Linked DNA regions of Mus musculus: all the other regions are linked to region 3. Evidence: chromatin loops called from intact Hi-C (ENCODE). Cell type or tissue: heart. All regions are shown on one strand. Links, peaks and the distances in the headings refer to the core of each region. The heading gives the core; the rest is flanking DNA. Region 1 overlaps Map3k5 (mitogen-activated protein kinase kinase kinase 5). Region 2 holds the start of Pex7 (peroxisomal biogenesis factor 7). Region 3 overlaps Map3k5 (mitogen-activated protein kinase kinase kinase 5).

What was found. Hi-C counts contacts between places; a loop is a spot of excess contacts. Peaks named below come from ENCODE experiments on the same cell type or tissue, not always from the same donor. Only the 100,000 strongest peaks of a DNase experiment are listed, where the experiment ranks them.
Region 1: it touches region 3 in a loop (2.0-fold over the local background); 3 of 42 quality-filtered maps call a loop at or near these places.
Region 2: a loop joins it to region 3, with 4 times the contacts of the local background. A loop is called at or near these places in 14 of 42 quality-filtered maps.

The regions. Positions count from the first base shown.
Region 1 is chr10:20,020,497-20,028,550 of GRCm38, forward strand. It overlaps Map3k5 (mitogen-activated protein kinase kinase kinase 5), which reads left to right. Exons shown (of 30, transcript NM_008580.4): 4 at 3,112-3,305; 5 at 4,389-4,557; 6 at 5,685-5,791. Among named protein-coding and RNA genes, the nearest start is that of Map3k5, 90 kb to the left of the region's middle. In heart, for the core only: a CTCF peak has its summit at 3,267; no DNase peak of the experiment used is centred there; H3K27ac peaks cover 467 bases.
Region 2 is chr10:19,904,836-19,912,889 of GRCm38, forward strand. It overlaps Pex7 (peroxisomal biogenesis factor 7), which reads right to left and starts at 2,839. Exons shown (of 10, transcript NM_008822.2): 1 at 2,624-2,839; 2 at 1,010-1,067. The coding sequence starts at 2,738. In heart, for the core only: no CTCF peak of the experiment used is centred there; DNase peaks (open chromatin) are centred at 2,576 and 2,836; H3K4me3 peaks cover 1,205 bases; H3K27ac peaks cover 956 bases; H3K27me3 peaks cover 190 bases.
Region 3 is chr10:20,068,675-20,076,728 of GRCm38, forward strand. It overlaps Map3k5 (mitogen-activated protein kinase kinase kinase 5), which reads left to right. Exons shown (of 30, transcript NM_008580.4): 12 at 7,808-7,857. Among named protein-coding and RNA genes, the nearest start is that of Map7, 98 kb to the right of the region's middle. In heart, for the core only: a CTCF peak has its summit at 4,749; DNase peaks (open chromatin) are centred at 3,247 and 4,767.

The sequences.
Region 1 (8,054 bases), core at 1,363-5,362, 49 kb before region 3:
AGATTTCACCACAAGGAAGACGCATTGCAGTGTGGATAATGTGGCCATTTTAAACTCTTATCTCTCACATTTCATCAGGAAATGAACACTTCCATTCCATGCTTCAGTGCTGTGTAACACATTTTATTCAGCTGGTATTAATTAAATGTGAATGGTATGCTAGGACCTGGGTGTGGTGCCTACCAATCACACTAGTGCTTGAGAATAAAAACAGTGGTGTTTATAACTGTTGTGTGAGATCAAATTGTGGGAATGCTAGAGTATCAGGACAGGTAAACAAAGAATCAAACAGATACATTTTTAGGAAATTAGGGCACATGACTTGCTGAAGAGATGGTGGCCATCATTATATCAAAGCCCACCAAAGGAGGTAGCATTCCCTAAGCCTGAAGGGCAGGAAGGGTAAGAGGAGCCTCGTGCCTTGTGATATTGATTTAGGTTCTGCTGCAATCTGGGGACTGGATGTGATCTGACTTATGTATACTTCCTTCAGTGTGTTTGAATGCTGTGACCATTTCCTTCCAGGCGTTTGACTCCTTCTCCACACGTACTTTTGTTCCTTCATATAGTTCTTAAGGATTAAAAAGGAAGATCAGCATTATTGATATCTCTGGATATGGTCAAGTATAGGTTTTAGATTTTGAGCATTAGGATTTTACACATATAGACAGAGCGAGGGGAAAGGAGAGAAGAACAGAGAGATAGAGAGACAGAGAGAGAATATGCATCCAGCTTGGGCAGTGGCTCCAGTCAAAGGATTAAGTTAGGTGGCTGTGCTGCTCTGAGATCCGGGTAGCATCCTAGGAGAACAAGTTCTTTTTCACTCTTCCTGATTGGCCTCCCCATCACTTTGTAAAGGGCAACTTGATTTGGTTTAAACCCCACATCTCCCCTTGTGGAAGTCCTTCTCATACTCTGACGTCAGGTCAGTCTCATTTCTTGCTCACTGCCGACACCCAGGTGCTTCAAAGCATAACATGCTCATAAATAATTAAATCTGGCCATAAAAGCTCATGCTTGTAGTGAGCTGTCATTATTACTTCATGCAGATGCCTGTGAAGGCGATATCGGGAGGGAGAGCAAGTGCAGCGCCCTATGAAGGTCATGTGAGATGGTTAATTCACCCTAACAACAACAACATGCTCTATCTACAGAGAAAGCACTGGGCGAGAAGCTTGAATACACCAAGGCCAGGAGCTTGGTCTAAGCTCGATGCCACCTCGCCTGTAAAGTGGCACCAAGAGCCTCTTCTGTGTGTGTTGTGGTCATGTAAGCACTGAGGCTATGGTGACAGTAAGGCCACATGTCCCTTCTTCCTTGCAAGTACTGAGTTAATGTTTGCTCTTGCCAGTCAGGGCCGAGCAGTAAGAGAGTGCACACTCCCTGCACGCCTGAGGCCAGGACTCCTAGTGCTGTCCAGGAGGCACACATCCCGTCTACTGCTCAGACCTTTGCATACGCTTTTCTTTATGGGTTTCCCTTAGAGGTCCCTGGCATTTCATTGGGTTATCTCAAATCAGACCCTGATCTGTGTTTACATTCCCATGCACCCCAAATCCCTCCCGGTCTTTCGAAGGCAAGCTATACTCCTTCCAAGTGAGCGTTCCATTCCAGCCCACTTCAAGTTTCAGTCTCTTTAGTCTTCTCAGAGTTTAGCTGGGGGGGGGGGGGGGCTCTATGTGGGGTCTGCTGCCTGAGGTTCTTAAGAAAGCAGCGTGCTGACAGTGAGGCCGCATTCTTGCTTCCTGGTAATGCAACCATTCTTGTAAAGAGGCCCCACTTGGATCCACCTTCAGCGCCTTCCCGTGCATGCAGCTGTATCTCCGTCCCAGTTGATTCTCCTTTTGGGTGCTAAGCTTGAGCTTTATAAGGACTTACTGGTTCAGGTTGCCTCAACCCCGAGCTGGTTATGCCACATAGCTTTCTGCCTCATTTCCTTACATCTTGGCTCCTGCTCTTACAGTCTATCCTGTTGCCTACCCAGAATGCCCACGTGCACAGCCACTCTTGTTTTGTCTTCTCTGCCCAGGATCCTCTGCTCGCTTCACACTCCTCAGAATACATAGTTGAAAGTCTTTAGCTTGCCTTGCGGTCCTTTTCTTTGGGCCCTAACTGCAGTCAGACTTGCTTACCCCGGGGTCTATAGTCCGGTTCCCTTTGTCATCTCCCAACAGTGCTTCTGTTGGGCACAAATGTCCCTTCATTTGGCATGATCTGGAAACTGCTAGGTCAGCCAAGCCTGGTCTTAGTGACTCTGGGAGAGGGCACAGACTGCAGCTAGCGAAAGGCAGGATGTGCAGGGGTTGGGAGTCTGTGGACAGCAGCCTAAGCCTTACCCTCATCACAGGCTCGCCTGTGGGGCTTCGTGCAGCTTTGTTTGTAGCTCACGTAGGTAGATGTTAAAGACTGTCTGGGAGCTGGGTAGAGAGAGGATAGCAGGCAGTCAGTGTGGAGGTCAGAGTGTAGCAGGGAAGGCAGTGTGGACCAGGAAAACCATTGCAGAGACTCAGGCAGGTGTAAGGTGTGTGCACCTCCTTGCTAGCAGAGAGGAGGGAGTCAGGCAAATCTGAGCTTGTAGAGCCAGGAGAGCAAGGGCTGCGACAGTCTCACAGTCTCGGGTTTCAGTGAGTGGGAGACAAGATAGTGTGGACCTGGAAGGAAGCAGCTGTATTCTGGGCTTGCTCCTGCCTTCCCAGGGGAACCCTTAAACTCCCAGTGAAACTCCTAAGCTCTCAGTGTTTTGTTCTCCTTTTGTTGAGCCTGATTGAATTTCTGATTCCCTGGAGGCTGGAAGTTATGCTTAAATCATTCTTGTTTTAGCACGTATCCTAGTAGCAACGTGTGACGGCACATGCATATTTAATGGCTGATAAAAGATACTTTATCATGTGCAAGTCCTAATTATACTGAAGTAAGCAATTAAGGAAGTTGGAAAATTCTGTTTTCATGGGTCATCAATAAGAAATGAATCTCTTCTGTTTCCCTTTGCACTCAGAATTATTGTTAAGAATAATAACTTTAGTCACTGTAACACGACCTGGCGTTTTTTTTGTCAGTGTGGTACCCCCCCTAGGCAAGCTCCCTACTGTCTGGTGCCTCCTGTCTCTCTAGGTGTGCACCGGGAACTACACCTTCATCCCCTACATGGTGACACCACACAACAAGGTCTACTGCTGTGACAGCAGCTTCATGAAGGGCCTGACTGAGCTCATGCAGCCTAACTTCGAGCTCCTGCTGGGGCCCATCTGCTTACCCCTCGTGGACCGTTTCGTTCAGCTTTTGAAGGTGGCGCAAGCGAGTTCCAGGTAACACTTGGTGCCCACAGTGGGCGATGAGCCTGCAGTGCTGTCCTGCTTTGTTTATTTGTGTCTCTTGTCACATGTTCCTACTTAAGAGCCAGGGAACAATTTGCAGTACCTTCTGAGTGGGGGAGAAAGTGTGTCATTTTCGTTCACAAGTCAAATGGCCCCAATCTATTAATTGTTTTATAATAATGACAAAGGTATGTATGTATGTATGTATGTATGTACTTATAAGTACTTATATTCATTTAACTTATTTTTAAATAATTTTATTTATATAATCTTATTTATAAATAATATGCTTATAAAGAAATAAACACACACATGCACACGGTCAGTTATGGCTACATCAGAATAAATTTCCAGAGACTTTTAGTATAAGCGCCAAAACATGGCAGGATTTGCTAAGAAGATAGTTTAGCTAAGAATAATCCTTGGCACTTGCTGCCCATCCTGACAGCTTTAGTTCAGGCCCCAAAATGGTAGAAGGAGAAGAATGGTTCCTGTAAAGTTGGCCTCAGACAACCCATCCCCGAGACTAGGCACACACAAAAGCGCACACACATGCTCTAAGTCAGAAATGTAAAATAGTTCTCTTGATTCCAATAGCTCTGGCCGGCCTGGAACTTCTTATGTGGTCTCAAACTCTTTATGGAGGGGGGCTTCCAATACTCAAAGATTTACCTGCCTCTGCCTCCTCTGAGTGCGAGGATCATGAGCATATGTCCAGCAAGTGTGATTAAAAAAAAAAAAAGAAGAATCAGTTGTTTATGGTAATGGATAATGGTACTGAGCTAGAGAGTAAAGGTTGTAGTGAAGTAAGATCATGGGCCTATCTAAATTAATTGGGATAATTTGCACTCGAGTTAGTAAGATGAATATTAAAATTTGTATATTTTTTGAAATATGGCAGAAATCTAAAAGAAATACATGGACTCCCAAATTTGTTAATAATGCCAGATACACATATGTTAATGTGCTGGAAACTAGTCGTGGACAAATGTCATGCGTTTTCCTCATAAAGTACTGTATTTCAGTGAATTGATTTCTAGAGCTAACTCTTTGAAATGTCTGGTGTTTCGCCAGCCAGTACTTCCGGGAATCCATACTCAGCGATATCAGGAAAGCACGGAACCTGTACACTGGTAAAGAATTGGCAGCTGAATTGGCGAGGATCCGGCAACGGGTAGACAATATTGAAGTTTTGACAGCAGACATTGTTATCAACCTGTTGCTTTCCTACAGAGACATCCAGGTGAGAGGACTCTCAGTCACCCTCAGGTATCATGCTGGAGGAGGGAGGGACGCGGGTGTAGACCGACAGCTAGGTAGTAAGCAGTCCATGTTGCTGCATCATTTCCACTGCCAGGTCTTAGGCTTTTTTTTAAGAGCCAGCAAGTAGAGTAAACTCTCAGTGAGGGCCGTGGTGTTAGAGTTGTATCATGAAATCCAGGTAACTCCTGGCTTCTTGTTCCTGTATCCAGCCTCTTGGCCCTGTGTAAAACTTTGTCTATGAGAGAGACTCGGTTTACAAAGAACCATGACAGTTAGCAGCCTGTGGCTAGAGGAAACTCACTTACCGTGACATGAAATAGTCTTGCTACTTACAGCAGAATTTCAGTCAGTTGCTCCATGACCTTCAAACTTTTCATGTCTTTGATGGAAGCCTGCAGATCAGGAGCTACGTGAGAGGAGACAGTCGTGTGTCTGTGGTTCATTGGTTCATTTGTTTTGTCTCTTTGGGTTTTGTCAAATACCATAACTTTATTTTTCATGCCTCAATCCATATAGTAGGAATTTAGGAGAAACACAGCTGTTTCTAGGGTTTTCAAACGTCTCAACCGAGTATTATTATTTTTTAAAATAATACTTTTATTGATTATTTGGGAATTTCACATAATGTACCACAATCACTCACTTCCTGGTCCTCCCAGGTCCATCCCCCTGAACTTGTAACCTCCCTCCAAAAAAACAAAAGAGAAAAAAAAGAAAAAGAAAAGTATATATATATATATATATATATACTAAGTCTATTTTGTGTGGCCTGTATAATCATTGAAACATGGCTAACCCTCAGTGGCCAGCCCCTTAAAGAAAACTGAGTCCTTCCCCATCCCCACCCCTACCGGAAGCCATCAGCCGTGAAGAGCTACACTTGAGAATCCCCATCAATCACAGCTCTTAACAGCCCTCTTCCATGGCTTCCTGTCTAGACTGTTTGTGTGTGTGTGTGTTGGAGGGGGTTTGCTGCAGATACCTTCTATGCCCCTCAACAATTCTAACGTTGCGGTTCATCCCTTTCTCAGAGTTAGATGCCTGGCTGTCTTGTTGAATATTTCTCCTCAGGGTTTAATTCTGTTGTGCTATTTGTTTGACTGAAAGGACTATGACTCCATAGTGAAGCTGGTAGAGACGTTAGAAAAACTTCCAACCTTCGACTTGGCCTCGCACCACCACGTGAAGTTTCATTACGCATTTGCACTGAACAGGTAAGATAGCCCCTTCTGGGATGCTCTGACGTGATGACTGAACTCGTACAAAGTCCCCAGGAGCTGCCAGGCAGCCCCCAATTAGAATATTGTTGCACTGTATCTACCTCAGCCACTGAAGTACTACAAGCACACTTTCTGGTTTCTCTCTGGTTCTTTTGCGGGGACAGGGTCTCACTGTGTATCTCAGGCTGGCCTGAGCTTCTGATCCTCCCACTTCTGTCTTTTGATGACTGTTATTACTACTAGTCCCCTCCCTCCCTCCCTCCCTCCCTCCCTCCCTCCCTCCCTCCCTCTCTCTCTCTCTCTCTCTCTCTCTCTGTGTGTGTGTGTGTGTGTGTGTGTGTGTGTGTGTCCTCTGTCTCTCTGTTAGTAAAAGCCTTTCCTGGTATTTGTAGATATAATTCTTTTTTTTTTCTGTGACAGAACTTGTGTTTGCTATTTATATTTTATAACGTTCAGTGCTTTATCAATATGATACTACTTTTTTAGCAAATATAGTTGTCCTTGGGCAGTTGTTAAAAATTTGTTCCAAACTCTTTAAAGGTACTCAGATTCAAGGATGTTCAAGTCCTTATATAATGATATAGTATCTCCTATGACAATCACACATTCTCTATACATTTAAAGCAATCTCTAGATAACTATATCTAACATAATATGATGCTATGTAGATGGTTGTTTTTTCCTGTTCAGGGAAAAAAATCTGCATGTTCAGTATAGACATTTCTCCAAATATTTTCAATGCATATTTGATGGAACCGGGACTGAGACTTCACAAGGACATGAGACAACCTCAGTATCATCTGCCTTCCCATACTGGTTCATTCAAGTATGAGGAAGTTTTGAGGAAGCAAATGTGTTTCCCATGCAGAGACAGTTTTCCCAAGGACCACTGCGAACATGATTAGTTATGATCAGAACTCTGCCGGTGACTCTGTCTGAGTCACTTTTGACAGAGTCTATCTTGGCCCCCACTCTGTCTTCTGCCTATGTCATAGCCCAGCTTCCAGTGCAGCTCCCCAGGTGCAGTTGTCGCAGAGGGTCACCCGTGCTCTGACCACGGATGGAACCAGCATCCTGAGTAGTCCAAAAGACTTAGCTGTATCGCTCTTTCCTTCACAGTAACAGGGATGAGCATGCATGTCGCTGCAGAAGAAAATTACTCTTTTTTTAAAAAAGGAAAAGACATCTAATTCATGTAGAACTCACTGTGTATCATAAATTCCCTCCCTTTTCAACTGAGGCCCCTACACATTGGAAAGGCTGAGTAATTGTCCCTGAAGGCTCCCAGTGGGTACATGCTGTCCTAGAAAGCCAGCATGACATTCAGCTAGAACCCATGTGTTTGCTTCCCTACCCAATAGAACTGGAGAGCTTGTCAACTTCACCAATAAACATAGACTGTATAGACAGAAAGCCATTTTGTCTTTAATTTATTAAACATCCTATACATCTTATAGATGTAGATAAGGTAAGCTCTCTCTAGAGTGTATGCTCTTTGTCAAACACATACACCCCCCCCTTTTTTTTTTTTAAGTAAAATGTATTTTGAAGCAAACTGAGAAAAATCCTAGGAATCTCTTAGAATTTGACTTTGTGTGCCTTGTCTCTCTTTCCAAAAGTAACATACAACAGAATGGAAAGCATGCTTGTATAAAGCAATAATCTAAATTCAAGATGTTTAGTAAAGATAGAACTTAGGAACAAAAAATTGCAATAGTAGTTGAGCTTATGACAATACACATAACTTTAAAAGTAATTGTATTTAAAATATATCTCATATATAACTTAGTCATTTAAAATATCTTTTATCTTTAATTTTAATATATCAATTGAGTTATATAGCTCTCATCCCCACAAATTGTAGAGTATTTTTTCACCCTACAAGGAAACCTTCTACCCATTAGCATTCACCCTTTCCCCACAGCACATATCCTCCTGCTCCTGGCAAACACTGTGCTCTGTCTGTATTGATTGTTCTATTTTAAATATTTCTCAAAAGTATTGTCAGCCTTTTGTGACTTTACTTTTCACTTAGCATAATATTTTCATCATTGGAGAAATGTAAAGTATGATTCTGAGAACCAGCCACACCTACTACTTAATAATAAGCTACATGGAGTTCAAGGCCAGTCCTGATAACTCAGGGAGTTGCTGTCTCAAAATCCAAAGTGAAAAAAGAAATATGGACATATCTCATAGGACGTATAGCTCAGTGGTAGGGTGCTTGTCTAACATGCCCGAGGTCTCTTCGAGGCCA
Region 2 (8,054 bases), core at 1,289-5,288, 170 kb before region 3:
GAAAACTACAAGAGATAAATAGAGCAGGTACTCCACAGTGGCCTGGAAGCACAGCCCAGGAAGGGCAGGTAGATAGCTCCAAAGTTAAACTGAAAGGAGGTTTCCAAACACTCATATGAGGTATCCACCAAAGACATGCTGACATCACCTGCTTTTATTGTAGTGCACCTGTGACTCACAGCATGCACTTGTGAGACTTTCAAAATACGGAGACCAATCATTTCAAATACTCCCACAAATCTTTCTTCATCTGAGCTACGAGCAGGTAGTGGCTTTCTACAGAATCTCTTTCCTCTGCCTTTGACTAATCCTGATAGAAGTAGCGTGTGTCCATCACTCAACCTGGAAGACAGGTCCAGAGAGAAACACTGGGCAGTCCACAGGATGAGCGCTAGCTCTTGCTTAAGGAAACTAAATTACTAAGACGCTCACTGTTTTACGTTTTAAATGTATAATTTATAAGCAGACACTAGTAAGCTTGAGAACATGGCATAATCATAGTTAGCAAAAATAATTTCTATATGATGCCAATGTAAAAGTTTATTTTACATCATAAATTAAAAACCTATTAGTTCCAAATATTCAAAATGCAACTGCATTAAGACTTTGACAGAGGTTGACTGTATATGTACACTTAATAATTAGAGCCATTATAATGGTTTGAGGAGAATGGCCACCACAGGCTCTTAGGTTTGAATACTCAGTCCCTAGGTGATACAAGTATTTGGGAAGGATTTAGGAGATGTGGTATTGCTGGAAGAAGTGTGCCACTGGGGCCAGGCTCTGGGACTTCAAAAGACTTGCCCCATTCCCAGAGTGGATCTCTCTGCCTCCCATCTGTGGCTCAAGATGTGAGCTCTCAGCTGTTCCTGTAGCCATGACTTTGCTCCACCATTATAGACTCTGACCCTGACCCACTAAGATTATAAGCCTAAAGTAACTACTTTCTTTTGTAAGTTGCCTTAATCTTGATGCCTTATCACAGCACCAGAAATGTCAATCACTTTACCTTCTAAAAATCTGAAGTCCAGATTCATTTTGATCCAATACTAATAGAGTTCCACAGCCTAGAAGAAATACAAAACAAAACAAAGCCCTAAGTCATGTTGTTTAACCTCCTGGGAGTCATCTATGATGAAATCTTAAACATTGTGGACCAGCTTTAACTACCACAAATTTCCCATAAAATAACTGCAACCGTATATACAGAACAATTAAAAGTTACATAGTATGCTTCAGTCCTTAAATATCCAACTTACCATCTGGCCAGACTGGAATCGGAACACCAGTCTGGGGAAACGCATCAGAGTGCCAACTCACACCGGGCCTGGTGCTAGGCACGCAAACCTTTCAAGCTGGAGCTAATAACAGAAGACAAGGAAGGCTTGTGCTTACAAACCCCCAAGACTGTGGTTCTCCCCTGCTGATACACGCAGAACACACCAATCACAGCATTTTAAGACAGTATATGTGGAAATACCATATACTCGTTGGTCAGGTGTTGAAAACAACATTAACTTCAGTTATGTGCCAACAATCAATAATTTTTGCTGAAAGACTAATGTCTCTTTCTCTCCCCCATCTCACACTCCATTAACATCTGTTCAAAGGGAATCTGCACTTGAACTTTACAAGGTAAGATGACTAATTACTATGCTCACATGCACATTCAACTGTTCAAACTAGAGTCTTCACAGAATTTCGCTTTGAGTTTTTGTGATCAGTGAGGTGGGTAAAGTGTTAAAGATCTTCCACTTAAACGTAACTGATGAAGAAGAAAAAAAAAAGTCAACTGTCAGGTCAGAGACCCGACCCCTTCCATGTGCAGAGCCAGCTTCTAATCCCAGTACCCACTTGGCAGCTGACAACCATCAGTAATGGATCCAACACCCTCTTTGAATCTTCTCTTCTGACCTTAGCTGGCACCAGGCATGGTTCACAGACATACATACAAGCAAAAAACTCAGACACACACACAAAAAATCTCTAGAAAACAATTCCTAATTATACCAATTTCTTGTAAGAAACCTTTATAAAAGTCTAAAGTTTGATGGCCAAGAACTGTGAACCCAACCGTGAAAGCACTAAGCACTAATGGACAAACTATACGGAAACAAGTTTATTTACCACTACTTTTCAGAAATCGTATTTTTTTCCTGCAGTAAACAAGTATTACAGATCACTGACATTATGCAATGGTTTGCCATACACTGCTCCTGTGCATAAACAGCAGATGGGGTATAAGTTAAAATAAATGGCTTGAGCACTTAGACATCTCTGCACATTTATCCACTTCCCCTAGAACAACTAAAAGCGAGCACAGAATTTTCTAGTTTTTTTTTTTTTCTTTTTCAAGAAAGGGCCAGCGTCTCCCTAAGTCTCTGTTGAGGATGGCTTTGAACTGGTGGCTCTGTTGACTCCACCTTGCAAGTACTGACAAGTGCATCCTTCTTACAGAAGGGAAAGGACTAGCTGTAGACTTCCCCTGGGCTCCAATGCCAACTCCGCAGAAAGGGGGACCTAGGAGGGAGGGCCGAGCTCTGTCGCCCCCTGGCGGTGGCGGCGGCACCGCGCGCTCAGCGGCGCGTCCTACGCCCGCCCCGGAGGCGCGGCCCGCGCTCACCCGCGATGCCGTAGTGCTGCGCCGCGGCACAGGCCAGGCGGCCCGGCAGGTACGGAGAGAACTCGGCCGCATAGCCGTGGCGGCCGGGCACCCGCAGCGTCCGCGCCGCGCTCATTCCGCTCGCCCGCCGTCACTCGGCCTCCCGGCCCGAGCGCGGAAACAGTCTCGAGGTAGAAGTGCCCCACTGCGGCTCACTGAAAGTCCAGGAAGGCCGGGCGGAAGTGACGACGCCGACGCCCGGAATCCTAGATTTTGATTGGGCTACATAGAAAAGGGAACTGACGCCGCGAGGACCATTTTTCTTTTGGGCAAAAATCCAATGATTTGCTCTAACTAAAATCAACTGGTCTTTCAGAGATTATTCTAGACCTAAAAGAGAAGATACTCGCTAGGAGTCACTTCAGACAGTTGTTCACGTTTAATTGCAACCTCCATGTTTTTTTTTTAAATAAAAACCTTGTGTTTTTATTAATTGCTTGAACTTTAAAACTTTGCTATTCTGACATTTTCCTGATGGTTACGAAATAAAAGCCACAACAAACTCGGAAAGCAGTTAGTGAGTCCAAGGGCAACGAATGGAGTACTAGGTTGCCCAAGGTAATTTGAATCCAGACAACAATGAAGTTAAAGGATAGGACTATTATCATGTGCAATTTGCGGTCTATAGGTTTTATGTAGTTAGTTGCACTATGCAGATATATTCCAGTAATTAAGGAAGACTTGGGCTCATTAATTTCTTCATTCAAATGTTTGCCAAGCATATGCAATGTGGTAGATGAATGTGCAGTTTGCCAAACCAAACACTGAAGAGTGAAAGAGACTTGTTAATCATTAAACCAGTCAACCTGCACAGACCAAGTCATGTACCAAGCTTGGTGCTAGACTTTTGCATTCAAAAGACCCACTGGGATACGTGGTTGAGCTCAAGAGATTACAAGACTTGAAAGCTGTCAAGTGTAATCAAAATGCTATTGATGCTGTGATGAATATACACAGATGTTTTTAGGGTAGGGTGTCAGGGAACATTTTAGAAAGGAGATAATCTAGGGTGAATTCATACAAATGACTTTCTCTAACTAAAAAGTTGGAAGCCATTGTGGGATCAGGAGAAGGGTGAAGAACCCAGGAAACCTAAAACCGCAAGGGATGGTAGCTGCCAGGACTCAGTCTAGCCTGATAGAGAAAGAGCACTTTGGGTAGATTCCACCTGGTGAGAGAAAATCAAATGCTCCAACATGAACTCTTGTATTGTACCCCATGCCCAAGGAACTGTGCTGCAGCTTAAATAATAGAGATCTGTGCAAGTTTTCAGATATGGATCATTTAGTGAGTTATCATTCCCAAGCAACAGTAACTGGAGGCTAGAGATTGGCAATGGAGTACAGTTAGAGACTTTAGCAACAACTCAAGCAGAAGATGCTATAGTTGGGTAATAGTGTTTTGTTGAGAATTATGGAAAGGTGTGGAGAGGGTACGCTTAAGGGTCAAATGAAGACAAAAAGCTTAAATGGTTTCCAACTCTTAGTATAGTACTTATCTAGACACAGGAATTGTTTATTGAAATAAGGACAATGGAGCATTAATAAACTCCAGTTCTGCATGTTGACTGTGTACTGTGTGCAGTACTTGAATACAGCACAATGGAGTCCAGCCAAGCCTTCTTACTTGCATGTAGATAATATTTAAACCACGGAAATTATTTTTATTTAGCAAGAGAATGGAATGAGAGAAGACAGATAAAGGCAGATTTGGGGCAAACAGCCACATGGAAAGCTGGCAGTGGAGAAGCTATGGAAGGGAGAGAGATCCACAAGATGGGGACTGTAGACTCATTTATTACTTGGGGCTGGAGAGATGGCTCAGTGGGTAAGAGCAATGACTGTTCTTCCAGAGGCCCTGAGTTCAATTCCCAGCAACCACATGGTGGCTCACAACCATCTGTAATGAGGACTGATGCACTCTTCTGGTGTGTCTGAACACAGGGACAGTGTACTCACATATGTTCACATCACATAAAATAAATGTCTCTTAAAAAAATACTGCTCAAGCCAGGCATGGTAAATGAATGCCTTTAAACCCAGAATTTCGGAGACAGAGGCAGGTAGATCTCTGAGTTTGAAGCCAGCCTAGTCTACAGAGTGGCTGTCCTGGGGACAACCAGGGCTACAGAGAGAAACCCTGTCTCCAAAAACAAAACAACAAACAAACAAGAAGTATTTTTCAAGCTTGGAAGATTTGCACACTATTTTCAGATGTAGATTTAAATGCTTAGAAATTAGATTTGCATCAGGCAATGACACAACAGAGTTCTTATGGCTATGTAAGTATCTGTTTAGGGGCCTGGTATCTCTGTCCATAGCAGTACTAAATGCAGACTGGACAAAATATGGAAATTATTCCAATAACAGCAGATAACCTATGCAAATATTCTACCATTCAACTAGCTATAGCCCTGTGAAACTTTACAAGGGTGGAAGACAGGAGGATCACTGGTATTTAACTGGTCACCAGTCTAGCTCTGGGTAGCAGGGGAATAAGGTGGAGAGTGATAGAGAAGGGACATCTGATAGTCTTCTCTGGCCTCAGTGTGTACACCAAGATGGCTACCTGCACACAAATGCACATAAAGCACACACACACACACACACACACACACACACACACACACGCTACTCTGAGTGATTCTCATACGCTAACTACAGTACAAAGAATAAAAGCACATTTAGAGTAAAGTGTTCAGCTTTGTCAGGAACTTAGAAAATGGAAGCAGACACTGGACCTGTTAAAGGGATGGTATGCCCCAAAGCAATCCAGGATTCTGTGTCGGGAAGGCAGAGGGAGCATGCCCTCACACACACTAGGCAAACACACTACCAAGAGCTACAACCCAAGTCTCAGACTGAGTTTGCTAAGATAGTACATGCAGGGTATCACTTGGGCAATGGAAGGCCTGGGAATGATATGATATCTTCCTTCTGGAACCAGAAGATACCACCAGACCTGAATTCCTCACATGGCTCATTTTTAGTTATTGCCAGCTTTACTGCTTTAAGTTGAAATTTGAATTCCAGTGATATTTCATTTGTATTAGGCAATGAGTATGCTACATGTAATACTTGAGTTACCTTGGAAGTTTACAAGCATGGGAGGTATCTGCATGCCTGTTTGTTCCAGGAGCTTTACACTCAGGTAAACCTGAGGTCCAGTGCATGTGGTATCATTTCAATTACACTACCTGTGTGCTGTTATCAAGGGTGACACAAGATGGCTTACAAAATCCTGAATCGGTGTCAACATGAAGACCTCTGTTGCTCATGTTTGCAGACACTCGAAAGTTCAATTCCAAATTAAACTACTATTCTGATTAGATAAAGAGCAATTTGAGCTCATGAGTAAAAGAGCAACTGGCCCCTACTTTTCAAAAACAGAACAATTTTGTTTTGTTTTATTCTCTCTGCATATCCCTGGCTGTCCTGGAATGCTCTCTGTAGATCAGGTTGGCCTCAAACTCACAGAGAACCACCTGCCTCTGCCTCCAGAGTGCTGGGATTAAAAGCATGCATGGACATTGCTCAGCCGAGAACAATTTTTTTTTTAAAGAAAGTATGATGCATTAAAAAGTAACTCTGTTGGCAATGTTAAGTTAACTGAAAAGTTAGAGTCATGCAGACATATACTGTATGCCAACTTCTCTCGAGACTGGTATTCCTCTCTGTTAGCTTTCAGAGAAAAAACATTCAAGAACCTTAAAAATGAAATTAATTTCCTTTCTCCATCTCCCTAAGACAATTTGCCCCCAGATTTCGTCTGACCGGCTTCACTGTTGCTGGTTTGCTTTGAAGCTGACCCCAACCCAGGAATGGTCTTACCTTCCTGTCTCACAAGGAAACTCTGTCCTCTTAAGCTTCTCCATGAATCTGAACGCTTCCAGAAATTCCAACCAACTATAAAATCGAATTTCTGATTTTTTAAAAAGAATTCATCATAAGTCTATGAGAATTAAAATTGCTTTTCTTATTTTTCCTTTTTTTCAAGCCATAGATCGTCTCCTCTTTGTAGCAAATTTGATGAATAAAAATGTTTGTAAGATGACCAATATTAAGACAGCTTTATAGTGGAGAAAGCATGGCTGAGTAGCAGAAGACTCTGTGTTTTGAAAAAAGGCACTTGGACATTTGGGGTTGTGTTCTATTAAATGAGCATAGTGGGTCTAATCTTTTTTAAAAAATCTTTTTATTATAACTTTAAGGCTTCTTATAAGGAAAATCCACCATACTTGGAAGATATTTCTATTCAAACTAAGTCCAGCAGAGGGTAGCCAAGCTTTAGCCTGTGTTTCCGTCATGGCAGGGTAACATTTCCTGTCAGTGGAGGACCTGTCAGGGAATCTTAGTTAACAAAGCAAATGGTTGAAAAGTGTGCTCCCTGAGAGCTATAAAGCAATGTCCCCCAAAGTTAAAACTATCTTGACCTAAATTCATTTTCTTTTTAAAAATAGTATTTTTTAGATATTCATCCAAATATCAAGGATATATATTTTTATATAAATTTTTAAGAAAAAAATGCACATACATGGTAAATAAATATCTGGACAGTAAATAATGAGAAGTCTTTTCATGCCAGATCCTTTAAATTTGGGTTCTAATTTTCAAAAAAAAAAAAAACCTTTTATATATCCATGTATTCTGAAATTGAAGATTTAACCAATCTATGGAAAATATTTGAGGAACCAATTATGTTATCAACCATGTAGTGACATTTTTCTTCTTGCCTCTTTCTCCAGACAATACAATGTGTGGCAGGAAGTTCTCTGAAGACTCACATCTATTTTGCAGAGCCAGCAGGCCGCCGCTGGCTGTCTAAAACATTAGGATTTGCAGAGCAATGGACTATCCCACATCAAGCGCCAACGTCATCTTTGGCTAGCTTTTGTTCAATAACCCTTTACTATCAATATCTGTATCTGACTTAACATCAGTTTGAGTACTAGATAAAACCCTTGGAGAGTCTGGCTAAGCAGACAGAGCACCTCCTCCTGACTGTAGCCCAGCTAGGTGACTATCTTCTCCACTACATAGGGGGTTGGAGGCCAGACTGGGCTACCTGAGACTTTGTTTCAAACTTTTAAAAAGTTGCTTTCTAAGGGGAAAAAAAGTGAGTGAGTGAGTGAGTGAGTGAGTATGTGTGTGTGGCCTCCTGGTAAATAAAATCATAAAATGATTCAGTGAAGAAAAGAGGGAAATATGCCGCAGTTTCTCTAGGAAGAATGGAAACATTGGACGTCAAAATTGAACAAGACTTACTTACTAGTCCTTGTATTCTTTTATTACTTTTTAATTGTATACTACAAACAACTATAATAATCTTGGGTATTATTCCATATCAACCCATATTTTTATCATATACATTCTTAGCAACCCAGAAGGCTCCA
Region 3 (8,054 bases), core at 2,684-6,683:
GCAGGACCTGCCCAAGCAACAGGGGAAGCGCTGTATCAGAGAAGTCTTGGGGGAAAGGTTACTTGAGAGACTTTTTGTGTTATAATTGGTTTCCAAACTACTGTTTCAATTTTCTTTAAGCATGACTCATTTACTTGTTCCCTGGATAGCTGTTTGATGAGCACTTACTCTGTGCCAGGCAAGATAAACTCCTCCTCTCATGAGACTTACTTTCTTCCTTGGGAGGCAGTAAACCAATGCAGGAGACCTGCAGGCGTATACAGTGGTGACAAACTAATGAGGGAGACCTACAGATGTATACAGTGGTGACAAGGTAAAAATAATGCACAAACTGGGTATGAGTTTGCAAAAGTGAAGTTAATAGACTTGAATATATTTAGATTTTATCACTGTTCTTATGCAACATGAATTTCCTAAGCCACAGTGTCCTCATCTGTACAAGGGAAGATGATGATAAAGTCTTTATTATTATTTCTTTTAAATTATAATTTGTTGTTTGTTGTTGTTGTTGTTGTGAGCAGACATTATTGCTGTGTCTGTAATCCCAGATCTTGGGAGGTATAGGCAAAAAGATCATAAATTCAAGGCCATCTTCAGCCACACAGTGAATTCCAGGCCAACCTGAGCTAAAAGAAGCCCTTCCCTCCCCGGCTTTTGATCTAAAGATTATATGAAGTGATGCAGAGAGTTCACATCACAGAGCCCTTTATTCTAATGAGCACCACAAATATTTTAAGGATAATAACAACAATTATAAAATGGCTGCTTTTTTTTTTTAAATTAGAGCTGACCCCTAATTTTCAGACCTGAGAATTTAGCCTTGCTTTATGCTTTTAACAATGTGAGAGTATCATTTGGGGGATTTTAAGTATCCATTAGAACATACATTGAGCTACCTGTTGTGTGAGCCTGCAGAATAACTATAATTTTGCGCATTGTTAGAGTAAGTCAACACATACATTGATAGGAAAATCGCCGTGTGAGTCTGATGTGCAGCTGTGGTTGAGAACAAGTTTAATAAAGGGCTGTGTGCATTCCAAATGTCTCAGTTGTAGCCAATGATGAAGAATCGTTGTTTCCTTGACTTTATGACTAAGTTGGGCTCCTAGGGATGGTAGTTTTCAAAGGATGGCTGGATCCTTGGCACTTGGGCGACAAGAACTGGATTAAAATCTGGATTTCTGTTGTGTGTCCCACCTGACTCGTCAGAACTCACGTGCATGAACCACCAGTGTCGGAGGCTAAGCAGGCCCAGCCGTACAGCATGTTTATAATACAGGAAGAATAACTTATACACTGGGGTATTCACATCAGCTGGGATAAGCCTTTCCCAGCTGTCAATCATGCCCAGGCCCTGGCTATCAAAACATTAGCAAGTCACCTGTCACAGAAACCAGACAGCTGCCCTGCAGCACCCTGATTCTGATTGTCCTGATATTTTAAGTTATTGTATGTTTGAATACATTCGGTCCTGTTAAGTCTGATAAGGGGTAGTGTTTAGGCAGACAGGCTACAGGCTGGATAGCATGAAAGCACCCAGTGAGTGTGCAGTTATCCATTTCCAAAAGGATGTCTGTGCATCCGCCTCCAAGTGGCTTCTCTCAGAACTGTGGCCTTTTCAGATCCAACCTGTGGAGTGCTGGCTCCACTACTGTGTTCATGAGACAACTGTGGACTGGCTGCACTAGACTTTTATAGTTTGCCCACTAACAGGTTATAATAACTAAAGGATCTTCACACGACAAAATACATCTTATACGAGCTAATATCGGCCACTATGAGCGGTGTTGTTATGAGGCCCAGCTATCTAGCCCTTAATGTAGAAAATTCCAAAAGGTACTATTGTCTTTTTTATAGTACTAACTTATCCATAAAGGGACCTGCCTTGGCGAGAACTTTCTGACAGCTAAGGCATTCTCTGTGTTCTTTGTGAGGAGAGACTGGCGGACACCACATCAGTAGCATTTCTTGTATATAAGTAAGACCTCCCTTGGAGCGAGCGTTCTGTGACACCTGAGGAGGCCTGTGGTAAATAATGTGATGAAACGCCTGCTGCTTCCTCCCTATGAGGAGTTCCGTGGCTTGTGGGGAAGACCTTGTGGACCTTTGGTCGGTGAAGTTCAGTGAGGATCAATAAGCTTCTTTCGGAAGCTTCCGGAAGGACTCGGAGTCTGGGCTTTGGTTTGGAGCAGGACTGGAAGAGAAAAGGGAAAAGAATGACCTTGGCTCGGAAGAAGAGAGCAAAGTCCCACGGAGGCAGTGTAAGCAAGTGTGAGCCTGGGGCGTTCAGGGTCAATAGGAGCCTTTCCCGCTTACCAGGGAGGGGTGATGATGGCAGTGGCAAATATATTGGTAGGCAGGGTGGTATACAATCACAATTTGTTTCCTGAATGAGGAAAGAGAATTTAGACGTGTGCTGTCTGTCATTGAAGCCACTTAAAGTCTAAGGGCTGGCAAGAAGGCAGCATAGAATAGCCAGGATAGGGTCAGAGTGAAGCTGCTGCGAAGGTGGAAAAACTTGTATTACCTGCTGCTTGCTGAGTGACCTGGGCCGTCCAGATAACTCTTCCTGTAGCCTCCTTACATGAAGAAAAGACGATAACTTATGGAGAGTGCATGTGATAATTACCACGAGTCCCCCGGCACAGGGCTAAATGCACAGAACGTGCGTCAGTGATGTTACCACTGTGGCTGTGAGACGTATCTCACCTTGACATAAGAGTTTGGGAATCTTGGACCCTGGAGGGGCAGGGAAAAGGCTGCTAAAGGAAAGAACCAGAAATGAAGTAGTCAGGGAACCTAGAGCGGGAAAGGGGGGTTGCAGCTGCAGAGTGGCGGGTCACTTGAAAAGAAAAGGGGAAAAAATGTATAATGTCATTAGGAAGATTAACTAAATGGAACTATTAAGTGTTAGTGGTTCAAAGTCTAAGAGTGATAACACCAGCAGGTTCTAGGTTTCGCCTAGAAGGGAAGGGTGAATTCTGGGGGAGTTTCATTTTGGACCCGGACACTTGGAACTGATGACCTACAAGCACCTACAGAGATACAGTTTGTTCAGACAACCCGGGCACAATCGATGTGTGTTCTAATCATACCTCTTTGAAGTGCACTGCCTTGTTTACAACACTCTAAAGTAGATGCAGACATGGTCTTATACTGGGCAGAGAGCAAGGCTAGGAGAGATCTTCAGAGGCTTAACCAGAAAGAGCAAGGTTACCCAGGGACACTTGGAACAGAACGCGACTAAAGGAATTAGCGATGAACACAGTCCTAGAATGAGTGCAGAGCCAATGGATTTTGGAAGACAGGAAGAGAACAAGGACGGAGCCAGAGATTTTTGGAAACAGTACTTCTTCCAACTAGATGTTTTGTTTGCTCTTTCAGAAGGGTTCTCTCTGTTAAGTGGGTCTGGTGTGGATGTTTTTAGTCTCTCTGACAATTTTTACAGTATGCTAAGAAATGCATGTGTTAAGATATAAATGGGTATGTGAGGCAGGGCTATTGGCTTAGGCTGTGAATTATCCACCATCTACTTCTGTGTTCTTTAAAAATGTATTTATTTATTTTGCTTGCATCCATGTATATGCAATGTATTATTTTGGGGGGCTACAAAGATCAGAAGAGGGCCCCCGGATCCATTGGAACTGGAATTATAGATGTCCGTGAGACATCCTGTAGGTGCAGGGAATGAGCCTGGCCTCTCTGTGGGTGCTCTAACTCCTAAGCCATCCCTCTGCTTCTCCCACTGTCTCTTGACATATGTGGGCTGCACCTGTGGTATCCCATCCCCTGTAGTGGTCATAGTAAAATAGTCCATGTACAAAAACTTAAGCTTTTGCAAACCAGTGTCCCTCTGGGTTGTAAGTTGGTTCTCTGTAGACATCCATTCAGTCCAAATCTTGAAGACTGCATGAGGCATAGTTAATGAATCCTAGCCCTGTACCTGTTCCCTGTGGGCGTTTGATGTTTCCAGTCAGTACCTGAGGAAAGTCTGCATGTGTATTGTGCAGGCTGCCTGCCCTCTCTTAGCCCAGCTCTTGGCAGTGGCCATGTAGAGTGGTCAAGATAACTGTGTGAAGGATTCTTACCCAGTTCCAGGTGGTCAGTCTTTCCTGCTTATGGTGTGTTTGGCCATAACTCCCAAGTTCAACCAAGAGGGAAACGGTATTTCCTATCCTGAGAAGTTCAGAGACGGGTTCTTTCTGAGGGGGATTTTGTACCCGAGTTCTGAGCTCAGTTCTCTGTAAGTTGTTGGCTGTCTTCTCATGGTCATAAACAGCTACTCCAGGCATTGCCTCATACAGACAGCATCCCAGAAAGGAGAATCCAGCCCAAACCTTCATAACAACAGCCAGCCACCTGTAAGGAACTTGAACTGTTCATGGCCAGTTTAGACTAAATTCCCTGCCCCAGCAGATCCTGAACAACAACAACAACAACAAATCCAAAAGCCCTGTTGTTACTGTTAGCTAGGGAGAAGGGACAAGGGAGGAATGACTGTTAGCTCAGGTAAGCAATAAGGCCTGACAGTATAATTATTAAATTATTACTACCACTTTCACTGCTAACTCCTACTTCTTATTCCTGCCCTTGGCAGGGCGTGGAATTTGGGGTGGATCAGTTCCTAGAAAACAGTGCTTCTTTGCTGGTTCAAACAGGTAACCATGGTGTGGGGTCTGCTGGGGCTAATTAACCTCTCCAGCTCTGCATCTCTGGATCCTGGTACTTACTCTGCAGCTCACCAGTGCCTCCCTGTGGTGAGTCCCTGCTAGCCGTGAAGGTTGGGCCTCCTCCAGTGCAGTGGCTGTAGCTTAGGCTTTGAACTTAAGAGCACTGTAGTGAGATGTGTCCAGGCAAAGCAGCCTTCAGGAAACCAGATACTCAGGAAGTAGTCTGCTCTTTTCCTACCAAACCAGCCTGGTCTATTGAGGAACCCATCCTTGGTTTCTCCCAGTGCCACTTTAGAGCTGTGTGTACCTGCCACCCAGCCTGCTCTGCTCTCATGCCCAGTCCCAGCCCAACCGTGGTCTTGGGCAACAGCTCAGCGGCAGACTGCAGAGGTAAGGGTACACTGTGCGTTTGAGTCACACATAGGTCAGCAGCGAAGTCTGGGTCACACAGTTATGGAGACATTTTGACCTCAGGTTGACAGACAATAGGAGTGAGATTGAGAGCAGAGGCCGAAGGCTGCTGTTTTAATTTGCTGCTGTCTAGTACTTGGTTCCTTTATATGTGGCCTTTCTTTTTCTTAATTTAAATGTATACACACATTTTCATCGGTTTACTGGTTCACATATGTGTGCAAGTACGTGTGCACACATGCATGTATGTATATGTCCAGGTGTACATGCATATGTGTGTATGTGTGAAGGCTGAGGACAGCTTCAGGTGGCATCTTCATGAGTGCTGACTCTTTTGAGACAGGGTCTCTGAATGGCCTTGGATTCACCAGGTAGGGCAGAATGATTGACTTCCTGCCTCTGGCCCACTCAGGGATTGCATGGGGCCTGCCACTCCCTGGCATTTTTACATGGGTTCTAAGGAATCAAACTCGGGGCTGTGTTTGCAGGTGAGTGCTTTAGTGACCTAGTCATCGCCTCAGCTCCCCACTAGGCCTTTCTGCATTGCCCTCCCTCCCTGGACCTCACAACAGAATCTGCTAAAATCCCAGTAAGGTGCACTAAACACTGGTTTTTGAATAGTTTGCATCAAACTTGAGAGGGCCTATCCACACTCCTGGTTGGATGGCCCTAGGAAAGATATAGGAGTTGTGGATAGAGATTGTAGGTTTTTGGGTTGCTTTTGCCAAGAGAAGAGTTCTAGACCACCTCAAAGCTGCAAAGCTCAGCTTCTGTTTCATTAGCCAGGACGAGGCCACAACCTCAGAGCAGTGGGGAAGGGGCTCTTTTCATGGTTGTTTTACATATCATACTATTAATTGCATGCTGTGGTCAAACATTTGATGATTTTTCAATGTCTGTTATAACTTTTACAGAGGGTAAAAAAATAATTAAGAAAATAATTAGGGTAGTTTCGCTGTTATTGAAGGAAGAGATCAAGCAGGAGAGACTTCTAAAGACTCCCAGGCAGGCTCTGGCATGGGTGTTAGTTGGTGATGGCGTGGGTGACAGTCTTGTCACTGTTGTCAGTCACAAGATGGAAGGCCACTCGCTGGTTTAGTAGATGAGCTTGAGACAATTTTCATTGCCTAGTGTAAGTTCAGAGTCATCCGCTGGGTCTTCGCTCTTACAGACAGAGTTCTGTTGATGGATAAGTTCGCTCCAATTGGCTGTCAGACTCCTAAATAAAGAACCATCTACTGGAGCCTTGTAAAGGGAGCCCATTGGATTTCAGCATCTGATCGGCAAGTTCAAAAAGAAACTGAATCCTGACGGTTCATTTTTATAGGACTCTCTAGGAAAGCTTTAAAAAAAAAAAAAAAAAACTTTGTTGATGTTCTGAATAAAGCTGATAGAAAACCGAATAAAACCCTAAACTGATGTTGATGGCAGAGTATCTGGCCGCCTTCTTCAGTCAGGGAGCAGGTGATTAAGGTGTTCACCTTGGAATTAGCTATTGCTAAGAGGAAGGACTGAAAGCCAGGGTACAGCGCATGGCCAGCTGAACTAGCACTCAGGCCCCACACCAAACCAGGTAGGAAGGCTAAGGTAAAAAGCTCACCTTGTACATATATGTCAGTCTGGGAGATGTAGGGAAAATGATTAAAGAACAATTATTTGATAATAATTAGGATATTTTAGTCATGGTTGAGAGATAAATTTTAAGTTTTTAAAACATGAATTCTATGAATCACTTGTGTCACATAATAATCAAATTTTTGTGTCCAAACATTATTAGCATAATAATTAAGTTTTGCATAAATTATGTAATAATTCCTTTGAGCTGTAATGGACAGTCTACATGCAGATACACTTTGACACACACACACATACACACACACACATATTAATTTATGAAAAATAAAAAGATACAGAGGTTTTGTTGAAATTTCTACCTAAAGTTAGTTCCAAGCTGGCTGTGGGGTGTACTTCTGGAATCCTAGCACTCAAGAAGCTGAGACCGAACAATGGCAAGTCCATGGCCAGCCTGGGCTATACAGATTGATTTTCTCTCTCAGAAAAGATATGCTAAGTCTGGGGAGATGACTTGGTCAGTAATGTGCTTCATAGAAGCGTGGAGACTGAGTTCCATTCTCAGAACCAGCACTTTAAAAGCCCAGGAGTGGAGTGTGCACCCACACTCCCAAACCTGGGGACATGGAAACAGCTGCCCGTGGGGCCTAAGAGCAAAGCTGCACCACACTGGAGAAATCAGGAGGGACAGGCGAGGTTGTCCCGAGGCCGCCACATGCATTTGCACGCATGTGCTTCCAAACCCTATACATGTGAACTCAAACACACAAGTGCAAGGAAGGTAGCAGGCAGCTGGCCCAAAGGAACATGAGCTTATTTGCTGGAGCCACTGAGCTACCGTAGCCTCTCAGCTACCCTGATCACCGGGTTGTTGCTTTGTTTCGTTCTGGTGTTTACTTAAAATTAAAGCACAGCAGTTACAACTAAAATTAAAGTTTAAATTTCATGACAGTAATTCTTGCAGGGTTTTTGAAAGCTGTTGTCTGGAAGTACAGGTGTTATTAAATAAACATCACCCTCGTGGGCTCAGTCAGATAATCGCCTCGTGAGGAGATATACATCAGGAAAACAACTTTGTTTTTAAAAAATAATAATATTAAATGATTTTATGATTTTTTTCCATTCATTGTTCCTCATCTTCTCCTGTGTTTCAGAAAGGTATACACGAGTGGAACTTCGGTGCTTCCTCTGTCAGGGGAGTGAGGTAAGGCTCCCTGGGCCATTTGGTGTACTTAGAAGACACGCTCCTGAGATATTCATAGCATATTTTATTAAATTAAATCATAATTTAAATTTGAAAAACATTTCAAGAACCGTTCTTTGTTATAAAGACTCAGCCTTCAGCCTCTCTCCCTGCTGCGAACGGTGCCTCACCATCATAGATCCTTGAGCTGACCCCAT